Linked DNA regions of Homo sapiens: all the other regions are linked to region 3. The links are chromatin contacts, found by Hi-C in ENCODE. All regions are on one chromosome and are shown on one strand. The core of a region is the stretch at or near the end of the contact, and the rest is flanking DNA. Distances in the headings are between cores, read along the strand shown.

Region 1 (3,767 bases), core at 263-2,762, 1.0 Mb before region 3:
TCTCACAGACACACTCAGAAATAATGTTTTGCCAGCTATTTGGGCATCTCTTGCCCCAGTCAAGTTGACACATAAAATTAACCATCACACATAGTTTACTTGATTGAGGCATAGTCTGAGGGAAATTACAACCAATTAAAGATGGAAGAAACTTTACAAACTCAATACAATGTGAAACACAGAAATACTGAAAAAAGAACACAGAAAACAGTCAATTTCTTTGAATTTTGAGTTTGTTTATTCTTAGTTATTGTGAATATTTCAAATATCAATTTTTGTTGAATTCATTCACTCATTTAACTTAAATTGGCCACCCATTATTTGCTAGGCACCACCCTAGGAAAACACAAAGGTTCCTGGAGCTTTCTGTGTATTAGAAGAGAAAGATATTACATAAATAATCATTTTGTTGTGATTGGGAATAATTGTCAAGAAGATAAACACAGTGTGCTTTTGGAATGTATTAGACAACTTTACCCCCACCAGAATGGCTAAAACTAATAACCCTGACCATATCAAATATTGTGGAGCAACTGGAACTCTCAAGCATTGCTGGTGGGGATTTAATATGATCCAGTCACTTTGGTAAACAATTTGGCAGGTTCTTCTAAAGTTAAACATACAACTTACAAGACCTAGTAATGCCAGTCCTTGGTATTTATTTACCCATGAGAGAAGAAAATATATCCACACAAAAACTTGTGCACTAACCGTTGTAGCAGCTTTATTCATAATTATAAAAAATAGGAAACAACCCAAATATCTACCAACAAGTGAATGGATCGACAAATGGTAGTGATTCCACAGAATGGAAAGCAATAAAAAGGAATGGACTTCTGAGACACCAACAGCGCTGGATGGACCCCAAACGTTATGCTAAAAGAAACCAGACTCCAAAGAAGCACAGACTGTATGAAGTTCAGGAACAGGGAAAACTATGTTACCATGCTAGAAATCAAATTAGAATTGCCTAGGGAAGAGCAGATAATTGGGAAGTGTCCTGGGACTTCCTGGGGTGTTGGAAACGTGCTGTACCCTCACTGGGGTGGCGGTTCCACGGGTGAATACATTTGCCGAAACTCATGAAGTGTACGCTGAAAATCTGTGCGTTTTACTTTAGGCAAACCTAAGTTTTGTTTTGTTTTGTTTTTTTAAGTATTACACAGTGACTGTGGTGGTGGCTGGAAGCAGAAGTCAGGAGTGTATTCTTTTTTTTTTTTTTTTTTAAACCGGCAGTGGGGGCGGGAAAGGGGGATGCCAAGTACTTTCCTAAGTGTTGAATACAAGTGGAGGCAAACTTGGAAACGTTCCACATTTCACAGGGCGAGGGCAGGGTGCCCTGACAGCGGCTAGCAAAGAACGGCCCGCCTCCCAGGGGGCTCGGCCCAACTCGGACCCCAAGTCTCCCTAGAGGTCCTATCGCTCCCAGCGGTTTCCGCAGCCACCTCCACCACCTCCGCAGCAAAACGCTAGCCGGACTGGAGGGCCCTCGCCGGCGTCGTGCTGACGTCACGCGCGTGCTGACGTCGCCCGCGGCCGCGGCCTCTGAAGCGGGCTGGGGATCGGGGGGCGCCGAGTTTGACTAGTTTGGGGGCGGCTGGGCGCTTGGCGTTCCTCCCGCCGCCCGCTGCGCCCCGCAAGCCGCGCCCCTGGCGGGCTAAGTGAGTCCCGCCCGCTCCCGCGGGGACCCGCACTGGAGGCTGGGCGGCTCTCGGCGAAAGTTGGCCGCTCACAGACTGGCAGGCGGGCGGGCGGCCGCAGCCATGGAGCCCCGCAGCATGGAGTACTTCTGCGCCCAGGTGCAGCAGAAGGACGTCGGCGGCCGGCTGCAGGTCGGCCAGGAGCTCCTGCTCTACCTTGGCGCCCCCGGCGCCATCTCGGACCTGGAGGAGGACCTGGGCCGCCTAGGCAAGACAGTCGACGCGCTCACCGGCTGGGTGGGTTCGAGCAACTACCGGGTAAGCGACGGCGGCGAGGCTGGGCTGGTCACGCCCTCCGCGGCAGCCCTTTAATCCCGGACGCGAGCGCCGGGCCGGGAAAGCTCCCGTCCGAACCACTGCTTAAGAGGGGAAACACACTTTGGGAAGCACAGGCGGGCGGATCACGAGGTCAGGAGTTCGAGACCAGCCTGACCAACATGGTGCAACCCCGTCTCTACTAAAAATACAAAAATTAGCCGGGCGTGGTGGCGGGCGCCTGTAATCCCAGCTACCCAGGAGGCTGAGGCAGGAGAATCGCTTGAATCTAGCAGGCAGAGGTTGCAGTGAGCCGAGATCGAGCCACTGCACTCCAGCCTGGGCGACAGAGTGAGACTCTGTCTCAAAAAAAGTAAAAAATAAATAAAAATAGGGGAAACAGGGGGGTCCCGCGTCCCCACTGGGCAGACCGCCTCTTCGTACGCGAGCCGAGGACTGACTTGTGACCACATTTTTCTACACTTGTGGACAATGACAAATTCAGCGATTCCGTGACACGTTGCGGAGTTACTAGGACACAATGTTGATCACTTATTTTGAAAAAAAAATCAGTGAAAGACTTCGACATTTGTGTTCACCTGTGTAAACACTACCCAGACCAACAGATAGGACATTAGGATACGATTTTAGGTTGATGTGTCTTAGTAGATAGGCTAATGCTGGGGGGGAAAAAGTTACAAAGATGAGGTGCGAGAAAGAATGAGCCTTTCTGAAGAGTTGGTGGTAGGCAGGGTGTAATGTAGCCGCGTTGGGAGGCCAGGTAAATATTTTGTATTTAACTTGCCCCGTAGTCGTTAGTAGTTACTTTTCTTTCTTGTCTTCTGGTGGCAGTGTTGCTTTAAAATGCTGACTGCAGCTTCCCATGGATGAAGTGATTCTTCTTAGTAACATATTCTCATGATCCAGCGAATAGGCTGTACTTTGAAACCTTTTATTCAAAAAGAGAAGAAAGACAAACTCTAGAATTATGACGCAGATTTAATGGTAAAGCCCAGATGAGTTTTGGAAAGGTTAGACTTTTTACAAGGACAATAAAGTTTGAGAGTTACCCACGTCGATGCTTCATTACATACCATCTCTTGATTATTATTTTTAAAACGTTTGGGGAAAAGGTAATTTAATAATATATCATTACCATTTGGGAGATTATTTCTTTGGAAGAAACAAGCTAAATTTACTCTGTAAGAAAGGCATATACATATTCACACTCAAGATAGTTGATTTTATGCTACAGCATAGACTGTTGTAGAAAGACAGCGCTTTGGTAATGTTTGCACCCCTTCCGAAGTTAAGATTGGTGTGCCATCTTCTACACGGGCTGTTGTGAATTGGCTTTGGGCCATTTCACTCCTCAGATGTACCTCAGTGAATGACAGTTGAGCAATCACGCTGATATTCTGTGATACCACAGTATGCTAGTTTTCTGTTATGCCTCTAAGCCCTACTTCTACTCGGTGCTGTGTTTTTAACTGTTCTTTAAGAGTTAGAATCCATCAGGGGTCTCATCCGGGTTCTTTTCTGTTTTCACTACGTATTTTCTCCATGCTCCTCACTAGATAATGTAGCCCAAGACAATTTCAGCAGTCAGAAGAGAACTGCCATAGTCTCCCACCACCTGTCTATACACTTCCTTGTAGCTGTGACCATATAATCTTCCTTTTTCCTTGTTAGAATAGATAAATTGCCTGTTTTCCTCATTTATGCAATTCCCTCCACGAAAGTATTAGATTCCATGCCTTCTTGCTTACTCAAGGACATTGATCCATCAATTCTGCTCTCTTTCCTAAATCA
Region 2 (3,647 bases), core at 511-3,010, 1.1 Mb before region 3:
ACTACAGCCATCCCTCTCAATACATGAACAAAGCTTTCGAGGGAAGCATCACGGAGGCAAGACGATCTCCAGTGATACCTAAAGCTAAGGAAGGAATATCCCTAGACTTTTCAGTTAGCAGAATAAGTCTTACTTTTTTTTTTTTTTTTTTTTTTTTTTGAGATGGAGTCTCACTCTGTCGCCCAGGCTGGAGTGCAGTGGCGCGATCTCGGCTCACTGCAAGCTCCGTCTCCCAGGTTCACACCATTCTCCTGCCTCAGCCTCCCGAGTAGCTGGGACTACAGGCACCCGCCACCACGCCCGGCTAATTTGTTGTATTTTTAGTAGAGATGGGGTTTCACCGTGCTAGCCAGGATGGTGTCGATCTCCTGACCTCGTGATCCGCCCGCCTCGGCCTCCCAAAGTGCTGGGATTACAGGCGTGAGCCACCGCGCCCGGCAGAATAAGTCTTTTCTTAGCTCAAGCTAGTTTAGCCTGGGTTTCTGCTACTTGGATTGGAATACAATTGTGATTCTCCTGTGAAACAAGTAGAATATACTATACGGAGAAAACGAGATTAACAAGGTATGCAAAAGAAATGTTTAACTATAAAATCGTAAAAAATGTTCTTATAACTATTAAGTATCATGAAAGGAACCCTCATTAAATCAGCATGAGCTAAATAAGCGTTTGCTAAAATAACAAATTTACTCTACTGTGTATATATCTGTTTGTGAACAAACTGCTTTTAAACAACCTACCTTGAACGGTTCAACTATGTAACTAGAGTTTTATTTCAAATAGTTGTAGCTCCTAACTTTCAGAATTCTCCATCTATCATTTGATTATTTTGAACTGAGGAAGACGGTCCATTTCATGTGGACAATGTGATGAGCTGATCAGACATTTGGTCCAGTGTCCCAATTCCCCCACTTCCCCCACTGCCTTCAAGCAACTACTATTATGAAATCAAAATGTGGCCCAAGAAAGACAGTGATGGAAAAATGGGGCGAAAGGGGAAGCTTCAGTTAGAGACCCAAAAAAGTGAAGACTAGTTCTAAGTAAATGTGGCAAAAGAGATCAGTACAGGGCAGACTGCTGCTCCCAGGTATCTGATCCACGGAGCCCTCGCCGACCAAGGGCTAGAGCAGACGTGCAGGCAGGACAAGCGGGCAGTCACAGCGGGCCTGCAGGGCGGGTCCTGCTCACCAGCAAAGAATGCAGACCACACCTACGCGCCTGGTCAGGCCGGGACGGGGCGGCTCCGCCCAGGTTACAGGATTGAAGGAAGGGGGGAGACGGGAAGAGGAGCGGCGAGCGACGGCTGGCAGACAACCTACCCACTCCCAGCCCCGCGCCCACCTCAGGAGCGTCTCGAGCGCGCCCTCGTGCTTGTCCAGCGGACGACCGACTGCGGCGCGGCGCAGCTTGCTGAGCTCCTCCGCCGCGCGGCAGTACTGGGCCTGCTCTTCCCCGCCGCTTGGGTAAGTCTGCTGGATGAACTTCACCAGCGGCTTGGCCAGGTCCACCTCTGAGGTCTTTTTCAGCTGCACCGAGATGAATGTCGCCATGATCAGCGCCTCCGCCGCCGTTCGGGCCAAACAGACCGCGGACAGCTTACGAGGGCCGAGGAGAGAGAGGTACTGGGCTGGCGGACTGGCGGACTGACTGGCTGACAGACTTGCGCTCCGCCTGCGTTCCGGGTCCGGCAACTTCCGGGAGCTCCAGCGCAGGCGCACTGGATGCGGGGTCCTTAAGCTGTCCGCGGTCACGTGAAGGTGTCGCGGCGGCTACGCCCACCTGGACCCAGTTTACCCTGTACTGTGCTGCAAAATATTACTTTCTCCCCATCTGGAATTCTTCCCTTCCTCCTTCCTGCCGCAGTGGTGTACTGAGCACTTTCACGTAAGAGTATTCCTCCACTCGAACAACCCCCCGGAGAAGTACTGGTGTCACTGCCACCTGCGAGAGTTTGCGGCTACCTCCCCAAGAGGCAGTCCCAGGGTTATTGTGACCTATGATGTTTATTCAACTACTGTTGACGGGCTGCTGTGCACAGGGAACCTAGTAGGCAAGACCCCTGCCATCGTGCAGCTTACTGTCAGGTTGACACAGACCTTAAGGTAAACGGAAAAAGTATCAGGAAAAAAACAGGGTGCTTGGGACTTAGGAGATGTTAAGATCGCTTGGAGGACCCTAATTTAAATAAGATAAAGTAGGTTTTCTCCGAGTAGGTTAACTGAAAATGAACCTGTGTCTCTGGTTGCTGTTTTGTAGAAAGAACAAAATTTTAAATAAATTAAAAACGACACCTGTAATTTGAGAAGATGCTTGATATCAGAAGAGGAGAAGAGTGGAGAGGGGTGGAGTGGCAAAGGAGAGCCTCCAAACCAAAAGCCTGCGGCAGAGGCCCTAGGAGGCAAGCACTTAACCATGTTTCAGGACTAGAAACGAAACATGTGACAAGACCTTTAAAAACAAATAGAATGGGATGGAATAAAGTTGGATGAGTAAGCAGGCATCAAATCATTCAGAAACTTGTTGTCCAAGTTGAAGAATTTGTTTAGTATTGTATAATAAATGCAGAGGAAGCTATATACACTTATAATTTACATTTTTTAAAGGCCACGTTGTAGCTCAATCGGATAGTTTGTCTTTTGATGGGATGTAGTATACAGTATCATCATGGTATATTCCAGGCAAAAATATTTAACTTGAATCTGTCAAGCCTTTGCATCTAACACAGTTTATAAAAAATACAACAGATAGATGAACAAACTAAATGATGCCAGAGGAAGTAACTAGACAGATCCAGAAGGTGAAACATTCTGCAGGATAACTGGCCCATCTCTTCAACAATTTGTCATGATAAAAGCAACTGCTTTATGAAAAGAAATTTAAGGGACATAACAGTTTGAATTGGATCCTGGTTTGAACAGACTGTCTATAAAATGCATTTTCAGGACCATTAAAGAAATATGAATGTAGATGGACTGAGTATTGGATAAAATAGAACTGTATTGCCATGGAAAAGATCATTAACTGAAAAGAGCAAGTCACGAAATAGTATGTTACAGCATCTCATTTTGGTTTAAAAATGCACATATATGTATTTATGTACAACTAAAAAAATAGTGGGCTTATACCCTAAGGTGTTAGTATTGGTAATCTTTGGAAGTGGAAATGTGTATTTTTTTCTTTGTGTTTGCCTATCTTTTTCATTGTAACTTTTGCAGCACATAGACTACTTTCATTATAGTAAAAGTTTATTTTACCACAATTTTTTTTTTTTTAGAAAGAGTCTCACTCTGTCACCCAGGCTGGAGTGCAGTGGCACAATCTCAGCCCACTGCAACCTCCACCTCCCAGGTTCAAGCTATTCTCCTGCCTCAGCCTTCTGAGTAGCTGGGACTACAGGTGCACACCACATGCCTGGCTAATTTTTGTATTTTTAATAGAGACTGGATTTCGCGATGTTGGCCCGGCTGGTCTCGAACTCCTGGCCTCAAGTGATCCACCCGCTTTAGCCTCCCAAAGTGCTGGGATTACAGGCGTGAGCCACTGCACCCGGCCTATTTTACCACAATTTATAAAAATTTTTGTTTATTTTAATTAAGCTATTCTATGTTAAAATAAGTAGCCACCCTTGGCTGATGCATAAAGAAAAA
Region 3 (4,146 bases), core at 1,589-4,088:
CCCTTTTTTCTTACCTGATGAAGAACACACACACAAGACCCTCCGTGACAAATATCCTGACCTCGTGAGCTCAGAGAGGAAGCAGCATGTAAGATAGACTGAATGAATAGTGTTCACCAGACGGAGAAGAGAAAGGACACTACGGCTCAAAAGCTCAAAAAACACAATGCTTTGCAACAGTAATTTATGATGTGAAGAGCTGGGTGGGTTGATACAGAAATCCAGCTGGAAATAGATTTTGAAGATGCTCACAAACCACATTAGAGTGAGGACGGCAGGGCGCGGTGGCTCACGCCTGTAATCCCAGCACTTTGGGAGGGCGAGGCAGGCGGATCACAAGGTCAGGAAATGGAGACCATCCTGGCTAACATGGTGAAACCCTGTCTCTACTAAAAAATACAAAAAAATTAGCAGGGCGTGGTGGCGGGCGCCTGTAGTCCCAGCTACTCGGGTGGCTGAGGCAGGAGAATGGCGTGAACCCGGGAGGCGGAGCTTGCAATGAGCCGATATCGCACCACTGCACTCCAGCCTGGGTGACAGAGCGAGACTCCGTCTCAAAAAAAAAAAAAAAAACAAAAAAAAAAAACCGTGAGGACTTAAAAGGAGAAAGAAAATACAATAAAAATTAAATAAAAAGAATGATGACTTGATGCCCAAAGCATGTACAGTCTTAGAAACTTTATAGGAAGGGGAATGACAGGATTCAATGAATGTCTTAGGACATAAAAAAAGCGGGGGGCGACAGTGAGGAAAATGGATGGGATAGGAAGAGACAAGAGACAAACACCAGTGAGAAGACTACTCAATGCGACATAGATCATATTAAAAGATAAAGGCCAGAAACACAGCAGATGAGATGGAGATGAGCAGAGATTCAAAGGAGCTACACTAAACACTCATCTATTTTATTCAAATTTAACCTTATATCAAAGCAGGAAGTTTCCTTCAATATGGCCTATAAACTTAAACCAATGAAAAAAACAGTCCCCTAATCACTGTGGACCTTATTCTTCAACTACACACATTACACAGCTCTTACCAAACAGGAGTGCAGCTAGGATATGCCTGTCTCCTCCAACAGACTGAACAGCAGGTCTTCAAAGGCAGGGAGTGTGTCATATCCATTATTCAACACTCAATCTTTGCGAATGAATAAATGAACAAGTAGAAGGCTTTATGACTGAGGATTTGAAAACTGGATGGGCTTTAGGTCTAAAAGGGTGATTTCGGGCAAGCGCAATGGTATGAGCAAGTAGGAATGGTAAATGTGGGGAACACAGACACTATTCTAAAATAAGGAGGAAGATGTTGGTCCCCTGGTCCAGCCTTGGACAGGCCATGCCGTTTTCCTGTCTAATAGTCTCTCCCTCATCCACCTTTCCTCATTTCTTATGGCTCATTCCCTCACTTCTTACATATCTCTGCTCAAATATCATCTCACCAGAGGCCTTCCCTGAACAACCTATCCAAAATTTCACAGCACATTCCTTATACCCTCTCAAGGCCTTTGTTCTGTTGTTTTTCTTCTTAGATTATTGAAGAGATCCTCTAATGATTTTTATTCCTCTGTACCTAAAATAGAATTGGCTTAATTTCCAAGTGAAGTTCATTTGTCAGTTATTGTGACCAGAACCTACTAAAATCCACAGCACACTGAGTTTTTCTTTAATTTTAAATTAAATTCACTGTAAAAATTTTAAGTTCCATCACTTTTAAATCCTGTCACTTAAGTTCTTTCCAATAAAACCTGGATGCCACAAAGAATATGAATTTCTTGCGGGAAACATTCCGGACAAGGTCAGGAAATAATTTTATATTCCTTAATGTGGAAGATTCTAGGAATGGGAGCAATAATCCATAAAGAAAACCATTGAGATTAAGTAATTTCGAGGAACTAGAGCAATTAAGTACCAAATGCAAGATTTTAGGAGCACAGACTGTAGAGAGACAATAGGATTTTATGCCTTTTTAAATAAGTGGTTTACTTTGAGAGGCCAAGGCGGAAGGATCGCTTGGGCCCAGAAGTTCGAGATCAGCCTGGGCACCATAGCGAGACCCCCGCCCGTCTCTATCAAGAAAAAAAAAAGTGGTTTTTACAAAGTTAATTTCACAGGAGTCAATGACCAGAGGAAGCCACATGTGGTCAAAACAGCCCAGGTGAATCCCAGCCTCAGCCACGCGATATTATAGGCAGATGTGTGCTCCAGGGTGACTTTCTCTTGTCTGCTTTTCCCACGAAGAAGCGGAAAATTCTGCGAAGCGGCAAAATACATTTAAGCTTTTTGGGCCGGAGTTATTCTGAAGAGCAGGGCAAAGGCGGCCAGTGGCGACTTCAAATACTGCACTTGAGTAAAACAACTATTGGACCCGGGGCCCGAAGACTCATGTTAGCGACAGCCGAGACAGAGGATGGGGTAAAGAAATGCACGCCCAAATTCAAGTCGCCCTGGAGTCCCCACCCCGGGCCCCGCCGCCTCCGAGTTCAGGGTCCGCCCGGCCCCGCACGTCCCGCCGTCTCGTCGCTCGGGACATTGGCGCCCTACCTGCAGGCTTGTCTGCAGCCATCTTCCCGCTTCGACTCGGGTTCTTCCCTGCAGGTGGCGTGGCCCTGACTCCCGCCGCCGGGCTGGCCGCTGTCCTGGACCTCCGAGGACAACTCTGTGCCTACCCCGGCTCCGGGCCCCCAGGTTCCGGCTAGAGGAGTGGGCAGACGGCGGGCTGAGGAAGTGACGAGAGCTAGTTCCCGTCGTCTAGCAACAGCAACAGCTTCCCCACCAAGGGACCGCCACAGCCTCCCGCCATACACAGCTTCCGCCTCACGGCGTCCCGGTACCCACTACTTCCGGGGGCGGCAGCCTGCCGCGCCTGGAGCGCCGGCGTGGGAACTGCTACTGGCCCCGCCCCACGCCGACGTCCCCTCCGCGCCCCGCCTCCGGCCGGACGTACTCTGGCTGGAACCTCTGGATGTTCACAGGGCTGACGCGGTGGGACGTACGCGCGTCTGTCCTTTGCTTACTCTAATTAAAACACCGAGGTGTCAGAGCTTTTGTCCCTCAATGTTACATAATATTACAATAACCACATCTGACATTTATGTGCTAAGCACTGAGCCCTGCACTTGGTCTGTACTATCTCATTGATTTCTTGCAACCCCATGAGAGAGGCGCTGTTGAGGATTCCCGTTTAAAAAGAAACGCCTTTTATTTTAGAATAGTTGTAGTTGTGCAGAAAAGTTGCAAAGATGACACCTAGAGTTCCTGTCTCCTCACCTAGTTTCTCCTATTGTGAACATCTTAATTATTTTACTATGTTACGTTGATCACATCTAAGAAACCAGTTTGATTGGCGCACTATTACTCACTAAACTACACATTTTATTCACATTTACCAGCTTTCTTTCAATGTCCTTTTTTTGTTGTTGTTCCAGGATCCTGTCCAGGACACCATATTGCATTTATTCATTATGTCGTCTTAGGCTATTTTTGGCTGTGGCAGTTTCTCAGATTCTTCTTGTTTTTGATGACCTTGACAGTTTTGAAGAGTTACTCCTCAGATATTTGGTGGAATGTGCCTCAATTTGGGTTTGGCCAATATTTTTCTCATGGTTAGACTGGGGTTTTGGGTGTTTAGGAGGAAGACCACAAGGTGACTGGCTGTTCTCATCACATAGAATCAAGGGTACATGCTGTCAAAATGACATCACTGATCATGTTAACCTTGATTACCTCTCTAAGGTAGTGCTTGCCAGTTTTCTCTACTGTGCAATTACTCCTCCTACCCTTCCACACTACTTTGGAACCAAGTCAATAAATGCAACCCACACTCAAGGTGGGAAGGCGGGGTATTTAAGCTCTACCTCCTGCAGTGGGGAGTATGTACATAAATTATCTTCCCCAAGGGAAGTTTGCCTCTTCTCCCTCACTTAGCTATTTATATCAGTATGGACTCATGGATGTTTATCTTATAATGGTTACATTCCAATACTACATTATTTTGTTGCTAAAATTGTCCCAGCTTTGTTAATTGGGAGATTTTTCAGGTTTGTACCTGTTTTTTTCTTTTTTTTTAACTTTTGTTTTAAACTTTCTTTTAAAAAAGTATTTGTTTTTGGCCGGGCGTGGTGGCTCACACCTGCAATCCCAGCAC

What was found. A loop is a pair of places that touch in the nucleus more often than their neighbours do. Pooled maps may share reads with other maps.
Region 1: a loop to region 3 is called in a map of B cell, with 13 times the contacts of the local background. The contact joins the promoter of CLASP2 here to the promoter of CNOT10 in region 3. A Hi-C loop is called at or near these places in 4 of 168 maps with a recorded cell type or tissue (B cell, CD8-positive, alpha-beta T cell and naive thymus-derived CD4-positive, alpha-beta T cell) and 12 of 50 pooled maps.
Region 2: a map of CD8-positive, alpha-beta T cell shows a loop between it and region 3 (3-fold over the local background). The contact joins the promoter of PDCD6IP-DT here to the promoter of CNOT10 in region 3. A Hi-C loop is called at or near these places in 2 of 168 maps with a recorded cell type or tissue (CD8-positive, alpha-beta T cell and naive thymus-derived CD4-positive, alpha-beta T cell), 3 of 37 single-sample maps with no recorded cell type and 18 of 50 pooled maps.

What each region holds. Positions count from the first base shown.
Region 1 is chr3:33,715,999-33,719,765 of GRCh38, reverse strand. It overlaps CLASP2 (cytoplasmic linker associated protein 2), which reads left to right and starts at 1,512. Exons shown (of 39, transcript NM_001365631.1): 1 at 1,512-1,958. The coding sequence starts at 1,764. RefSeq lists an enhancer at 1,151-1,240 and a silencer at 1,441-1,780.
Region 2 is chr3:33,796,632-33,800,278 of GRCh38, reverse strand. It overlaps PDCD6IP-DT (PDCD6IP divergent transcript), which reads left to right and starts at 1,760. Exons shown (of 2, transcript NR_183731.1): 1 at 1,760-1,884; 2 at 2,257-3,647. PDCD6IP (programmed cell death 6 interacting protein) reads right to left here and starts at 1,649. Exons shown (of 18, transcript NM_013374.6): 1 at 1,342-1,649. The coding sequence starts at 1,550. RefSeq lists enhancers at 953-1,486, 1,433-1,782.
Region 3 is chr3:32,683,880-32,688,025 of GRCh38, reverse strand. It overlaps CNOT10 (CCR4-NOT transcription complex subunit 10), which reads right to left and starts at 2,838. Exons shown (of 19, transcript NM_015442.3): 1 at 2,544-2,838. The coding sequence starts at 2,565. RefSeq lists a silencer at 2,728-3,037.